Linked DNA regions of Homo sapiens: region 1 is linked to region 2. Evidence: chromatin loops called from intact Hi-C (ENCODE). Cell type or tissue: heart left ventricle. All regions are shown on one strand.

Evidence for each region. Peaks named below come from ENCODE experiments on the same cell type or tissue, not always from the same donor. Only the 100,000 strongest peaks of a DNase experiment are listed, where the experiment ranks them.
Region 1: it touches region 2 in a loop (2.9-fold over the local background); 2 of 110 quality-filtered maps call a loop at or near these places.

The regions. Positions count from the first base shown.
Region 1 is chr5:95,941,610-95,949,609 of GRCh38, forward strand. ELL2 (elongation factor for RNA polymerase II 2) reads right to left here. Exons shown (of 12, transcript NM_012081.6): 2 at 1,393-1,440. Among named protein-coding and RNA genes, the nearest start is that of ELL2, 16 kb to the right of the region's middle. In heart left ventricle, no CTCF peak of the experiment used is centred here; no DNase peak of the experiment used is centred here.
Region 2 is chr5:95,639,801-95,647,800 of GRCh38, forward strand. RFESD (Rieske Fe-S domain containing) reads left to right here and starts at 6,977. Exons shown (of 6, transcript NM_001131066.2): 1 at 6,977-7,017. In heart left ventricle, CTCF peaks have their summits at 4,702 (motif pointing right) and 7,062; a DNase peak (open chromatin) is centred at 7,001; H3K4me3 peaks cover 1,366 bases; H3K27ac peaks cover 1,753 bases.

The DNA.
Region 1 (8,000 bases), 300 kb after region 2:
ATTAAGGGAAGCATCAGCCCTAGAACCCTACTGCTCCTAGTAAGAGAAATGCAGCTCAAACCTTATACTCTTCCTCTAGCCCTCTTCTCCCAAGATAATCCTTTAGTGAAAATCCATGGAGCCCTCCAGGGCTGGTAGAATTAGGCCTGACCCTGGCACATCTCTTCAGATATTATTGCTGCCATTAAAATTTGCAGGAAAACTCAAGAAGCCTTAAATAAACACCTGAACTAAGCCCTCAAATAGAAAATCAGCATGTGCTAATGACTACCTACTAAAAAGCTATACAACAAAATTCAGAAGAATACTTATTCCAGTTAGGATCCCATTCATGAACACTTAGTCACTGAAGAGGAAAACAGGACTTAATTGTAAAGCTGTCATGTAGAAGCAAAACTCTGACATCCACACAAACATCTCCTTCAAGTAAGCATTACAAAACACATTTAGAAGTACTCTTGGCCTGTGTTGAATGATGTAATTAATCTGACTCTTGAACTGTTTTCCAGTTATAAAGGTTAGAAAGACTATTTATTTAAATTGACACTTTTGCATTTTGTGACATAAGAAAAATTCAGAAGTCTGTAGATTTACAATAATCAAGAATCTTCCTCCCTCAGCTTATGTTTTCTCTATAGCTCTAAAAATCCATTTACGGATATTACAAATTTCCATTTTATAGCTAATATATAGAGGCAAATATAGAATACATATTAATTTAAATGAAGAAGCAAAAAGAATAATTGAGTCTACTATTTATTTTATTACTATGAAATATTAATAGTAATAATTTTAAAGTACTGATTCTACTCCTGTAAACTTTATCATCTATCATAAAGACAAAATTCATAAGTCCATTTTATTAGGCATTATCATTTATTGTGCTTTTAAATGCAGTAATAAAATACACAGAAAACTTTGTTTATTCTGTATATATGAAAAACTCAATTTCTACTTACATATTTCATTTCCTGGTATATACAACTTAAAAAAGTGCACACACAGCAAAATTTTGTTAATAGTAAAAGCAATTACAATCATAACTTGCCTGAAATAAATAATCCCGTATGGATGTTAAGCTGTGATAATACATACTCACATAATACCTTGATGTACGTTATACTTCAATAAAAAGGTTCAAACATGCAATTATCCATGTTATGGATAAAAAAACACTGTCAATATCAATAACCATATATGAATTTTTTAAAAGTAAGTTAATAAAATAAGATAATTCAAGCATCTTAAAGATGTCAGAAATTTTCATTTAGTCACAAAGCTCACAGAATGAGTGGCTGATTATAATAAAAGGGTCAACTGAAAACGGATTTTAAAAGTTGAATAGCGTGCAAGAACATTAGATTTGTTTGTTAAATCAATAAGAGTACTCACCCCGTGGAGTCCTTGGAACTGGATTGAAGGTCGAAAAGGAATTAAATTCTATTAAAAGAAACAAAAGAAACAAACAGGTAAACCTTGGTTACTGTGACATAGAACTAAATGTTTAAACTTTAAATCTATGTTATTTGGGCCAGGCACAGTGACTCATGACTCTAATCCCAGCACTTTGGGAGGCTGAAGCAGGAGGATCACTTGAGGCCAGGAGTTCAAGACCAGCCTGGGCAATACAGTGAGACCTCCCCCTCCATCTCTATTTAAAAAAAAAAAAAAGAAAGAAAGAAATATATGTATTTGGTCAGTGTCATAATGTGTGAAAATCTCTTTTCATTATATACTTTCTTTTGCATGTTACTATATTAAGATGCCTTGGATGAACCATATCACACTATTTACATTTCTCTCTGAACCACACAAACAAAATATATTTTTTGGCAGTGCAGCTAATCATGTTTTTGAAACTGACCAACATGATTTGGCAAAAAATGGTTAGTATACCAATTCAATTTTACATTAAAAAAACTGTATTGTTGCATAGTTTCCTGGTATATTTTTAATAGGGGTGGGAGGAGGGAAGAGATAATTGGAGGAACTTTGCAATACTGTAACAGGATGCTAGAAATATAAAATTAAATATTTGAGAATAAACCTGTTTGCTATTTTCTCACATTTTATCAGAGATTTGTTTTTAATTGAGAGCCAAACAGGTTACCAGTTCTCTCACATGATTCTCACCAGGAGAATGTAATTTCTAGATCAGTGTTTTTTATTATGAGCTTTTTCTTCTTGATAACTTCAATATTTTATCATAGAGTTGTGCATTTAGAAGAAAAGCTGTTATCATAAATGTCAGCCATAGTCTTTTGCATGATTTCCTGTATTCAAAGTCACCAGCATATTTTTCTATGGGAAAGCTTTTCCAAATTGCCAACAGAAACCCACGAAGAAATCAGATTTGGGTAATGTTTAATGGTAGTACATCAGCCTATAAACTATTCACACCTTCATATTCAAATCCAATGTACAAAAACAGTGGTTTCTGGTCTCATCTCTACCCCAAATAAAAATATAGAGGCACTAATATGTTCCTCACCTCAGCTATAGCACATCACCTACTACTTCCAAATGCTTCCCAAAACTTCTCTGCAGACTTAAAAGTTTACTAATAGGGATTATAATAAATGAAAGAGAAAGAGAAATAAAGATAAGAACTTCTTTAAAAGACAGACCACCTGAATGTAAAATCAAGTGTAACATTAGCTATCTTATTATTATTGATAAAAATGAATAAACAAATATCTTCTTGGAGAAAACATTATAATGGATACTGTTACTGTTCTACTACCATAAAAGATCATTTAACTTTAGACTTATCAGCAGAATCTAAGTACTACTGGGTAACAAATTCATTTATTGGTGTGGGAGAAGTGAGCTTTTTAAAAAGGAAAAATAAAAAGGTAGTACCTGAATTTTTAAAATCCAATTTTTTAGTAGATTTTCATTCTAATTCATGGTCTTTTATGAAAATATAAATATAGATTAACTTTCTTAAGGCGAAAAATGCCACCCCCAAACTACTTTCCACAGCTAAACTCACTCTTCCTGAAGTAATGAAAGCATGCCCATAGGGGCCTAGGTAGCCCCTCTTCATGTGGAAGAGTAAGGTGGCCCTACAATTGAGATTATACAGGTTCATGTTCCAGCTTTCACAATATTTCCATCAGTCCTGCTTTCTGAATGTCTCTCCAAATCAGAAGCACTGAACATAACCTCATTACACTTCCCTCATTACACTTCCCTCCTTGAATTCTGGCAACTCAGAGGTTGTCTTCAGCTCACCAATGAAATTTGAAATTCTCTCTCCAACAAGTTCATTGATTCTTCTTGGTCAGATAAATGCAAACTTCTCAGCTTTCAAATTGCTGATATCCCCACTGGATATCCATCAGTCCTCCCAGCTCTCTGATCACACCTTTCATTTCGAAAGGCTAGTGCCTTTCCTTTCCTCTTTCTAGATCCATTTCATCCTGGAGGCTCACTGAACCTGTTGGGTGATAACTCTGAATCTCTTCTCCATTCCTCAGCTGGCACCTCTGCATAGCCTGCTACTTACTACTGCTGATAGGACATTTTGCATTAGAAACTCACAATGGCAGCAAATCTCAATGACTGGCAAATATGAAACTAATTCCCCCATCCCCAGCCTTCCCAACCAAACCGTCACCTCTTTCTTACTTTTCTGGCAAAGGCACTTTTATCCTCTTGGTTATCCAGGCTCGCCACCTTAAAATTAACTTACAGTCTCTTCTCTCCCCGACTTCATATTCTATTAGTCGTTTACATACTACATGCCACTAGAATCACAGGATTCCAAATCCAGATGAGGCCTTAGAGATAATACAGTTGGCGCCTATGCCCCACAGGATCAGAACCCAAGACTCAATCTCCCTATTTTGCCATGCTGCTTTTCTTCTACTACCTTATGTTCCACACACATCTGTTAATGGGGTATTCAAGAGTGTGGGGGCATAATCCCTCATGCCAGAGAGTTCATCTTTTAGTTGGGGAAAATTTGAGAATGATTAAGTACTAGGCTAAGTAGCACTGGGAAGTGTAGTAAGAATTCTCAAAAAGGACAGTACGGGTTAGAACACATAAATGTTTATTGAAAAGGTGGCTCTTGAATAGCAGTTTAGAAAAGGTAAGTTCCAAGGAGAGAGAATACCCTGAGGAAAAAAGCAAGAAGACAGGAATGGACACTGTATGGTCAGAGGGCAGGTCTGTATGTGTACGCTTCTTTCCCACTTGAAATACAACAGCAAGGATGAGATCTGACCTGTAAATTCCTGCCTAATTTTTCCTTATCCTCAAAATGTGTCTTCATTTTTAGTTTCTATTTGCTACAGAATAGGGCAATAATTTAAGTTTCAGACCTCAGGATGACTCTGTCCAAAAAGTTTATCACTCTGAAATAATCCTGCCCTAATCCCCTCCCTAACCCCTCACTGATGGGTTTTACTCTTGCCTTTAACTTGATAAACTATTGGAGGCTCTCTCAATTTTTTGTATAAGAGAGTTGCTCAAAGAAGTGTTTTGGGGGAAGGCAGCTCTTTCAGTTATGTGTAAAATAGATGGAGAGAGATGGATCAGGGCAGGGCAGGGGTGGAGAAGTGAGCTAGTGCAGTCCGGGCGGATGCTTTAGAAATACCCTGGAAGTGGTAATAAAGGCCTAAGTTAGTATGACTGCATCTGCAGCTAACAGGGGATAGTGGACAGAGCAGATATTCCCCAGGAAAAATGATAAGATGTGCTGAAAGCTTGAATATCAGACACCAAAGAAAGATGATGCCAGCGTGGCTCCAGGGCTCCCAGTCACCAAATCTGGCCACTCTGCCCCAAACTCCCTCAAATTAAGTTCTTAGTCTCCATTTCAAAAGCAAGACCCTTATCACCTCACAACTAGACAATGGCTTTTTCCCTTCCTTGAAGTCCTTCCAAATTGTTCAAATAGCCAGCAGAACCTCTCTCATATACCACTGTTGGCCCACAGTAGTTCTTACCACTGTCTGTCAAAACAAAGCCAACTACTAAATAGAAAACACATCCGCTATCAACCAAGATCAACCAGAATCAACCAAGTTCATCTTCCACTTCCTCCCAACAATGGCTCAGCTATGTTAACCTTTGTTTGTTTTGCAAAGACTTTCCTCTCTAACTCTTTCCTGTTCTTCCAACCTGGCATAAATTCCCAAGCTCTACTTTGCCAATCCATAGTTATTGCTTACTTAACATTCAAGCTCAACATTAATTTCCTCAGTGAGACCTTCCTTTGGATAAACCAGAAGTCAAACACTCAATGTTTCAATGTCTTCAAAGACCCAAAGGTCTTTGGAACAGATGGATGTAAGGCAACAAGGAGTGGTGAGTACCTGGAAAATGAATGCCCAAAGGAAAAAAATCCAAATTTAAAAATGTTAAACCTGTTTCTAGCCAAACAAAACTCTGGTGCCACCATTTTGCTAACTTGGAACTATGTAACTATGAGTTAAATCTCATTAGCTGTTTGTTCAGATCCCAGCATCTACTGTTCCACTACATAAGGTATATTTTTTCATAGGTTGTCTTATTCCTGATTGTTATGATACAGGAGTCTTAGGCATATGTAACTTACAAGTATTACGTGCTCAGCTAAAAAAAAAAAGTATTGTAAAATCATTTTGTATATGTTCTCTTTATATATGAAGTATACCACTATACACACTGTACACATATGCAGATTACTATTCAGGGTTGTACAGACAAGACAATATGTACTATTCTTCACAACAATTTAGAAACTTGAAATTTTGACTATATACAATCTTTTTTTACCTCACGCCCTGAATTTAGAACTTGACTTCTTGACATGCTTATAGTTCTACCTATACAGCTTGACTCCTCAACAAGAATAATTTTTATTTAGTTTTCTAATGTATGGCACAGAGCATTTTTATATCTATCGTCTCAAGTGAGCCTCCTAAAACCAGCCCTGGGTGGTAGGAAAGCATCATTATCCCCCATTTCAGAGACAGAATAAATAATGAGTCTCTAAGAGGTAGAGTACATCGCTTAGGATCACAGACCTGGTGATTAGCAGAGTTGGGCCTTAAATCCAGTCCTCTGAATTCCAAATACAGTACTCTTTCTTTCTCTCTTGCCTCTGAAATGTGTTACCCCCTAGTGCTAAATATTTAAAAGACCTTAAATGTTCACTCAGTTCTTTTGGCATTTTGTTTCCAAGGAAAATGAATTTCATAAAGTAATTATAATTTCCAAAAAAACTAAAGTATAATTTAGTTCAGTTTCTGATTAAAAACTGAAAAAAATAGTTTTTTTTTCCTTTAAGGATGATGTATAGTGAAAGAACATAAATATTTGTTACCATTTTATTTAATACATAATAAAACACTCATTTATGGAATAGTTGTATGTACTTATCCAAACAGGGCAAACTAAGCTCATTGTTACTCAGAAATTCTTTTAAGATATCTAGCAATCTAGAAAAATACTTAAAAGAACCTCAAAGGCTTTACTGATTTTAATCCCAATTTTAGAAAAGAACATGTTAACTAGGCTGCAGCTCTTGAATGTTTTTAAAAATGCCATAAGGCCGGGCGTGGTTGCTCACGCCTGTAATCCCAGCACTTTGGGAGGCTGGGCGGATCAAGAGGTCAGGAGATAGAGACCATCCTGGCTAACATGGTGAAACCCCGTCTCTACTAAAAAAACGAAAAATTAGCCGGGTGTGGTGTGGGCACCTGTAATCGCAGCTACTCGGGAGGCTGAGGCAGGAGAATGGCGTGAACCCGGGAGGCGGAGCTTGCAGTGAGCCGAGATGGCGCCACAGCACTCCAGCCTGGGCAACAGAGCGAGACTCCGCCTCAAAAAAAAAAAAAAAAAAAAAAAAGCCACAGGAAGAAACAGAACTCTACACCACTTATTTTGTATCTGATCACTCACTGTGTTATTAAGAGAGCCACCAGGAAAAAGTTTAGAAGTCAATACCATTATAAGCAAATGTCTAAAGCATGTTAGTTTTTTATCCAAATTTTTTTAGCCTAAGTTTAATTGTATAAACATGACCTCAACTCATTGTATCTTTAAACATTTGCTGAATACATTCCCATTAGAAATGAGTTTCAGGTAAGGCTTCAACTTTTGCTTTTAGCTTTAAGTAAATATTTTCACCAAGTAGCTCTTCTGAAAATCAAGTTACTCTAGGGCTTAAGGGAATAGTATTTGAGCTATAAGTAAGAGAGTTATCTTGTATCTATTTCCAACCAAGAACACAAAGGCAGATTGTAATTGGCTAGGGAAACTCCTTCAACAACCTGATAAAAGTGATGGTTTGCAGTCAAAAGATTCTGTCAAATTTTAGTACTTTCACTGCTCTTAGAAGCTCCTTGAATTTACCCTTTATACCTCTTATGAAATGTTGGGCATTCCTAAGCACAGAATAGTAGTATAGGCAATGCTAAAATGCTCTTAAGTTTGGTTATACTCTTGACATCTGCATTTACAAGCCAATGCTACTGCAACAAGAATTGCTCTATGACCAAAGAGATCTATGTACACTTATTTCCAGGGACTATTCCTCACAATATATCAGAACTATAAAAGTAATATATAATTTACTGAGTCATTTTCCTAAGAAATATTCATTTTCCTAAGGAATATTAATTCTGACATGATTCCTTTGGGGTGGGAGAAGAGCACAGCTGTTTTTTTGGAGTTGAATAAAAAAGTTATCCTATAAAGGTAGTTTATAACCATCTCTTGATTATTTACATATTGCTTACCCATGTAAACAAATTAAATGTGTGGTTACCTTTCCCTTATCAACAACTGTCAGTTTTACAAATATACAAGCAAGAAATAGCATTCTGGGCCTAGAAAATAACAATATTTCTAAAAAATATTATAGAGATCTTTCCAACTTTATTCTTTAAGGTTAGAGATGTTTTTGAGACACCTTTAGCTTCCCTTTTGAACCCATCATGGAACTTTGAGTTAACTAAAGGTTAACTCTTGAATTATTCTTTACTTAATTCAAGAATTCTTAA
Region 2 (8,000 bases):
GAATCCAAGGTTTGTCCTTCCACAGTTCCCTCTCTGGCCTAGAAGGCAGAATGAAATCTGAAGCAGTGCTGCCTCCCCAACCCCACAGAGACAATTTCCAGTTAGGCACACGCGGAGCTCAGCCGCCTTACATTTTAAATGCAGCTGGGTATAGATTTAGGTGACGAAGTGGGGAAGGGTTCTCTTTAAGAAAAAGATACAAAACAATACATTTAAAAATATATGTAAAAGCGAATATTTAATTAGAAAGAATGATCACAAAAAATACAAATATTTTAAAATGGCCATAACAGCAAACATTAATTGCCAGGCATACCTCTATAATACTTTTTGTCTACAATCTTGTCTACTTACTCTCTAGTCATCCCTTCACACAATAATTTTATGATAATATTTTATATAAATGGAACAGATAGATAATTCAATCTTTCCTACAGTATTAATCTTTTTTTAATTGATAGGAAGCATAAAACAAACTTAGTTTGTAGACTCGGTACAGGTTTGTGTACTTTAGACATAGGAGTTCTGATAAATTCTATTTCACGTGATTCCCATCAAAAAAGACGTGGTGGATTTATAGTTTACATGATGTCATTATTAAGCACATTTCATGTGTACTGTCAATGAGAACAGAATCCCATACTTACAACATTACCGAACATCTGATGATAGAATTTTCTACAGCCTAATTTCTGGCTCCATCCATTTCAAATCTGGCTTCTGCTCTAGGACTCACATACTTCCATGTCGGGCACTGTCCCACCTTCACATTTTGAGAGAACCCTCGCCCTCACCCTCATTTGGGTATACAGGGAGAGTCACCACAGTGGGCAACTGGAGAATTCTTGGAAGCTATAAACCATACAACTATATCCCACTAAAACCAAACTAAATGTATTTCCAACTCAGACGCCCCTTAGCCAGGTCCCCAAAATGTCTGAGTGACAGAAGAAAAACAATGGCCTTGATCCACAGAAGTTAAATTACTTTGCTTTTACACATTTTACAAAAACATTATTATCATTATTCCTCCCTGTCTTCTTTCTCCTTTCTGAACAATTCAGTCCTAAAGCCAGTAGGTGGGACAGAGCGGGGAAGACACACATGCTGGCTAGGGGGATGAGAAGGAGGAGTGACCAAGGTGGCTCACAGAGGAGTGTCAGAGCCCTAGTGGGATAGATGGCAACATGGTGTAGTGACATAGCACGGCCAGCTCAAGCCCAGTGGGAAGGGAATCAAGGGGCAGCCTACAGAGGCTCAAAGTCCAGTCTCTGTGATGTGCCTTCATTACCTGAATCTAATCAGGAGGAAACATCAGATGAACTCAAACTGAGGGATATTCTACAAAATGAATGGCCTGTAATCTTCAAAAATGCAAATATCATAAATGTTAAAGAAAGACTAAGGAGATATCTCAGACTGAAGAAAGCTAGAGACATGAAAACTAAACATACAATCTTGATTCTGAACTGAATTTGAGGATTAGATGGTAGTGTGTCAGTGTTAACTTCCTGATTTGGATGGTTGTATTGTGGTTATGTAGAAGAATGTCCAGATTTGGAGAAAATACATACTAAAGCATTAGGGACTGACGGGGCATCAGATTGGTACTATACTCTCAAATGGGCGTTTGGGAATAGAGTTTCCCTGTATTTTTCTGTATTTTTGTGTTTGTTACCAAATTATATATAATTATATATGTGAGGGGTAGGGGTGAGAGGGCGAGAGCATATGACCATGTGAACACATTACTAGTGTCCCTCAGGACCTCAGGATCTTGGAAGGCCCCATGCAAATATGGGAACCTGAAGCTTCAGTTTCATCAATATCACTACCTCTAACTGCAGCAAACCTGACTCTACCCACTACTGTCTGAAAGGCCAAAGTCCTTAAAGACATAATTTAGACCTTGTCTTAGTTATACCTGCTTTCTTAGGTCTTTGTGGCCTCCCTATCTCTGCTAACACTCAGTGTAGCAGAATGAATATGTTCTGAATGTTGTTGAAGGTCAAGGAGCAGCAGCTTGCACCCGAGGCCCACGTCACCTAAAGCTCTCTGGGGTTTGCCTTTGCTGGGCCCACATAGCTCTGTTGTGTGTATTTGCTAAGCCTGGCTTGGTACAAATGGCCAGTGTTTTGCTTCAGGCTCAATGTAGGTTCGGTGGTATTTGCTGATCAGACTCTCTTCTCCACACCCCCACTTACGTCAGCTGTGTATCATTTGCTTAATGCTCAGGACTTGGAGTCCCACCAGGAAGATAAAAATCAGCAGTGAACAAGAAGTGTTTCAGCTAGTCAAATCTCCAACCTTCACTCACTTCTCCTGGTATGCTCAGCTTAGCTCCTTTCTTCTTTCTACAGATTTGTGTACCTGTAGAGAGGGTACAATCTAGTCTGTCCGCTAGAGAGGACAGTTTTAAGAGAGTTTTGATACATAAGTTTAATTCAGGAGGCTGTTAGTCCCTTTGGCTGCATGTTTAAGCCACCCCAATTGAGACGTTCATAATTAAATAAAGCTCACACCTTGATCTCTTTCTGTGTCTCTCAACTGGTTCCAAACTCAGGCAGAAAATAAAAGAAAGGTGTTATTGGGCCCTCTCAAAGTCCAACACAAATAAAAGATGATGGTACCTTCAGGGTGGTGATAGCAGATAAGGTAAGAAGCGGTGTGATTTCAGATAAATTTTAGGAAGAATTGGCAGGACTCAGTGCTGGATTAGATATGGGGGGATATCAAGGGTCCCTAAGACCCCCTTCACATTTGGAGATTCACTAGATTCTGGGACTCATTACAGTTACGCTATTACAGAAACGTAGTAAGGATACACAGCTGGATTGTAAAGAAAAAGACTCAGGCAGAGCATGGAAGACTTCGTGTGCAGGATTCCTAAGTGTTCTCCCTTTCGCGAGGGGTCACACAGACTGCATTCTTCCTCCAGAAATGAAAATGTAGAAACATGCCTGCAATGTTTTTGCCAGGGAAAGACTGAGCCTCAGCAGCCAGAGTTTTTACTGGACATTGGTCACAGGCACCTCTGCCTAGCAGGTACCAAGTTCTAGAATCTCAGAAGGAAAAGCAAGTGCATTGTTTGTACAAATAGCTTACGCACAGGGAATCACTTTTATTATTTAGGGAAAGCTTTGTATGTGTAGGTGTAGGTGTCGGATAAACTCACCTGATAGTAATAATTTATGCATACCCTCAGAATGACCCCATATGGCAGATGCACCTGAATGTATGTTCTGAGCTAGGGAATCTGGGAGTAGCTAACCTGAAGAGTCATTCTTTATCTATGAGAAACATCTAATATAGGGGACTGAGGCCCTGAATTTTGGGATACATGAAGGTTGCCAGGTGGAGATTGTTAGGGGGAGGGTATAAAGTGAAAATACCATATAAACTGCATGATGGTTGCAGGCGGTTGCAGTTTTCCTGCCCATCCCACCACCACTGGACTCTGTAAGCACCTAATAAAACACCATGTTTTGTTTGCTGGCTCTAGGTCTCTTCTTCGGCCTCTTGAACCTGGTTCCTTTCCTACTGAGGTTAATAGGGCTTTGGCACGACAGTAAGGGACTGTTTACCTGCCAAGTTCTCACATGTCAGCGAAGGGCCAACCTTACAAGCAGACCTTTTTAAGGATAGCAGTCTCAGGTCAGCTATGCGAACTCCTTTCTCTACAGACGGGCAGGAAGGGGTGCGACAAGGAAAAGGGAAGAGTCAAGGAAGACATGCAGATTTCTCCCTTAAGCCTGAAGATGGACAGTGTTGTCACTTATAGAGATGGAGAAGACAAAGAAATGCAGATTTATGGGAGAGAACTAGTATTTCGATTTTGAACACAATGAAATTAGAGATAGCTATGAATTATCAGGTTAAACTATTGTATGTTATAATAAAAAACAACCTTAAAATTCCAGGGGCCTTAACATAATAAAAATTTATTTCTCACTTAAGTTATGTGACTTTCACGGCCTAGTGGAAGTTAGGAAATTGGTGGGGAGATGTAGTCTCTGTTCTGCATAGTCACTCAGGGACCCAGGCTGGTGGAGGCTCCACCATCCAGAATGTTGTTAATTCTTATGACAGAGAAAGAGGCAACTGGAGAAGTCTCATCTCAGCTTTTCTATGCTTCAGTCTACAGCCCATTGTTCAAAACTGGCCATGTGGCCGCAAAAAACTGTAAGTGGAGCTGGAAAATGTGGGGTAGTTGATGGGATATCTGGTGAACACCACTGTTTCTGCCACAATAGCCCCATAGAAATGTCAAGTAGGCATCCCCAACAAACGTATGTCTGGAGACATTCATTTAGGAGTCATAAGCACATAGGTGGTATTTAGAGCCACACTCACTGTCATGTAATCTGAGTTCCAGGGCCTAGTAAGGGCAGTATTATCACCCTTTTCTGGTGTGAAGGAGTAGGAAATCCAGATTGGTGGACACCCTTCAAACTTCCCTGTAGTGAAACTAGCAGCACACAGGTGCCTTCACTAGCAGTCAAGACAGATTGTGGCTTAGGATTGAAGGCAAGTTTTTAACTTCTCTAAGAGGGGAGTCTTGGTGCCTGAAAAGTCTGCCTAGAAACAGCCTGATGCTCACGGCAGAGGGACTAGGCTCACAACTTTCAGTTGAAACCACACATGAAGATATTGAGAGCCAAAATCAGGGGGAAAGCTGGCCACAGGAACCACTAGGTGTCACTAATAGGCCAAAGTTAGAAGCGCGGAAAAGGAAAGGCTAAAAGAACAAATGAAGGAAGGAAAGAAAAGGTAGTACCTGCCCTAAGATGGCCACAGGTGAAACTTAGTGGTAGCATTGCTAACATTGTTCTATTAAAGAAAAAAAAAAGGCAAAATAACAGTAGAAATTATGAACTTTATTCTGAACAATAATGACTTCCAAATAGACTGGATGGGTTCTTGCTGTTACCTAATGTGCATGCCTGTGTGTGAATGGTTTTGTGCATTTGTGTGTGTGTGCACTTGGGAAGTGGAGAAGGGTAGTTTATTCTGACCTCCATTATAGCTTTCCAAACATCACATGACTAACCATATGAATACTTTTGGTAGAGATAAAAGAAAGTTTCTCTTCTTTCATCCTACTTGTGTGTATATGCATGTATAACTACTGAGGTCTTCAGTTTATTCAATATCAAATTTAAGGTCGATGGATCTAAGATGTGTCCTTTTTTAATGCCCAGAATATGACAAAGCAAAAAAGGATTTCTAAAATGGCAAACCTTATTTAATCCTTCGATGACAAGCTGGGGACTACTAACACCTTCCATGTGCCAATAAAATCATTTGGGATGACTAACAGATAATGGAAATTACAATAAATCAAAATATATTTTATATCTTTGATAACTGATACATCAAAACTAGATAGTTAATTTGTGTTTGGGTCAGTGAAAAAAATGGCCAAAAGGGAAATGACCCAATAAAATATTATTGATCACCATAAAACTGTATTGAAGAGAAAAAAAACAGAAGAAACTAGCACTGGAAACAAATTATTCTGAGCTATTCAACTTCTTACATGTTGAGGCTCATTTAAAAAATGGCATTTATATAGCACACTGAGGTAAATGGACAAAGTTCCTGGGTTTCGGCTGCCCCAGTTCATTGGGCCACCCTAGAGCCTGAGATCACTATGTCACCATACTAAATACAAGTTGTAGTGTTCAACCTTGGGTTCACACTGGAATCACTCAGGAAGTTAAAAACATACATTGAATCTGCCCACTCCCTTCCCACCCCAAATAATCTGTGTTTTATTTTGTTGGTCTGGCATACAGACTGGGCATTACGACTTTTCAAAACTCCCAAGCGACTCTAAGGCATAGCCAGGGTTAAGAATCACTGCACTGGAAAGTAGTCAAGGAAATTAAAAACTTAGGCTCATCTAGTTTCCCAGCTCGGAACACAAATATGAGGGTTTTGGTGGTTTTCTTTGTTGTTGTTGTTGTCAATTCAGGGAAGTACAATGAGAAAAAAGCAAAATTGCAAAGTTCATAATATGAAAGTGAAAACTCTCCATCTCCTCCCAAAGCAACCACTATTGTTTCTTTTGATTTTTCGAGAAAAAGTTTATGTACATACCTGCATGTTTGTATTTCAAAAAATAATTGTTTACATTAAAGAGAGGACACCATATATAGTATTCTACGCTTTGCCTTTAATATTCATTACATGATGGGCCTGTCCTTTGAGTATACAGTACACAGCTACGAAGTAATTCACATGTCTGTACTGTTGTGCTGTGTTTTATTGAACCATTCCTCCGTGTTATCACTTCAGCTATTTTCACTACTTCACAGCAATAAACATTTTTTTTTTTTTTGAGATGGAGTTTCGCTCGTGTTGTCCAGGCTGGAGTGCAACGGCGCGATCTCGGCTCACCGCAACCTCTGCCTCCTGGATTCAAAGCGATTCTCCTGCCTCAGCCTCCTGAGTACCTGCGATTACAGGCCTGGGCCACCACGCCCGGCTAATTTTGTATTTTTAGTAGAGATGGGGTTTCTCCATGTTGGTCAGGCTGGTCTCAAACTCCCGACCTCAGGTGATTCGCCCGCCTCGGCCTCCCAAAGTACTGGGATTACAGGCGTGAACCACCGCGCCCGGCCTTAACATCCTTATACATGGGTTACCAGCATCGCGACGACCTTCTGCAAATATTTTTATAGGGTAAATAACTGAATGAAGTCGCTGGGCGCATCTAAAATTTGAATAAATGTAATGAGATCAACAAACAACTAAAAAGTAAACTGATGCTATCCACATTTGTCAAGTACACGAGTATGCCTGCCAGTTTGAAGGTGCTGGCGCGGCGCTGTTGGCCAGAGATCTCTATCAACCAGGGTCATCTGCCGGCAATGCCATAGAGGCGGTCCCGGGGGCGGGCCTTCTTGGGTCACGTGGACGGCCTCGCCCCGCCCCCGTCGAGGCGCCGCGCACGTCTGGAGCTCTGGCTCGTGCAGTAGCGTCACGCGGAGGCGGAGCGAGGACTCGGGGACAGTAAGTTCTGTTCTCGCCGCGCAGGGGGCGGGCTGGCGGGACCAGCTGCTTCCGGCTGGGCTGCGGGCGTGGACTCCTCATTCCGGCTGTGGCCGCGCCGCTGCGGGGCCTGAGGCCCTCTTGGGTTTTGGTTCAGCGTTAGTTAACGGTTAACCCGCCAAGGCGGGCTTCCGCCCAGGCACAGGAGACTCACCGAGCTTGTTCACCTTGAAACTTGGGCCACACCTGAGACCTGCCACCTAAGGGGGGTACGCGGGTCGTTTTTAACAAGCTTTCATGGCATTTGTGCCATGAAAGCTCTAAAGTATAGAAGCTGCTCCAGGGCTTCCGCAGCCCCGGCCGTCCTGGAGATACTCGCCTCCTGGAGTCTGTGTCGAGAATTTGCAGCACCTGGACAGCCACGTGCAGTCTCAGAACTGCAGGCGGTCTTTACCGAAATGTTAAACACAACTTGAAGTTAGGCAGGATAACTGCCAGAGCTGGATGGACCTTAGAGGTGCCAGCTAACGCGCTGTGAGCGTTTTCTGCGGTTAGGCCTGCTCTAAACATTTGACATGTGTTAAAGCATTTATGTGCTTTACCCACACCCCTATGTGGCGGGCCCTTCTTAAAGTAAAAGAAACTGCAGCACAGCGAAGTTAAGCAACTTGCCCCAAATCACGCAGAACTGGGATGCAAACCCAGGTCTAGCTCACTCGTGATCACAATTCAACATCATACGATGGTGCTGATTTCCAGAGCAGCTCTGTGACTTTATATAAAATTATTGGGCAAGCGTTCAATTGTAAACATTCGTGAACATAGCTGTTGCACATTAGCGTTCCTTTTTTTTTTTAATTCAGGACCATCTTTGGTGACAAATATAAATATCAATACTATATATATCACCAATATACATATTTGCTTTGCTAAAAGGTTTCTGTGTCTTCAGGATAGTTTACTTGCAAGCCTCATGTTTTTATAAAAACGTGGGTGCTACCTGA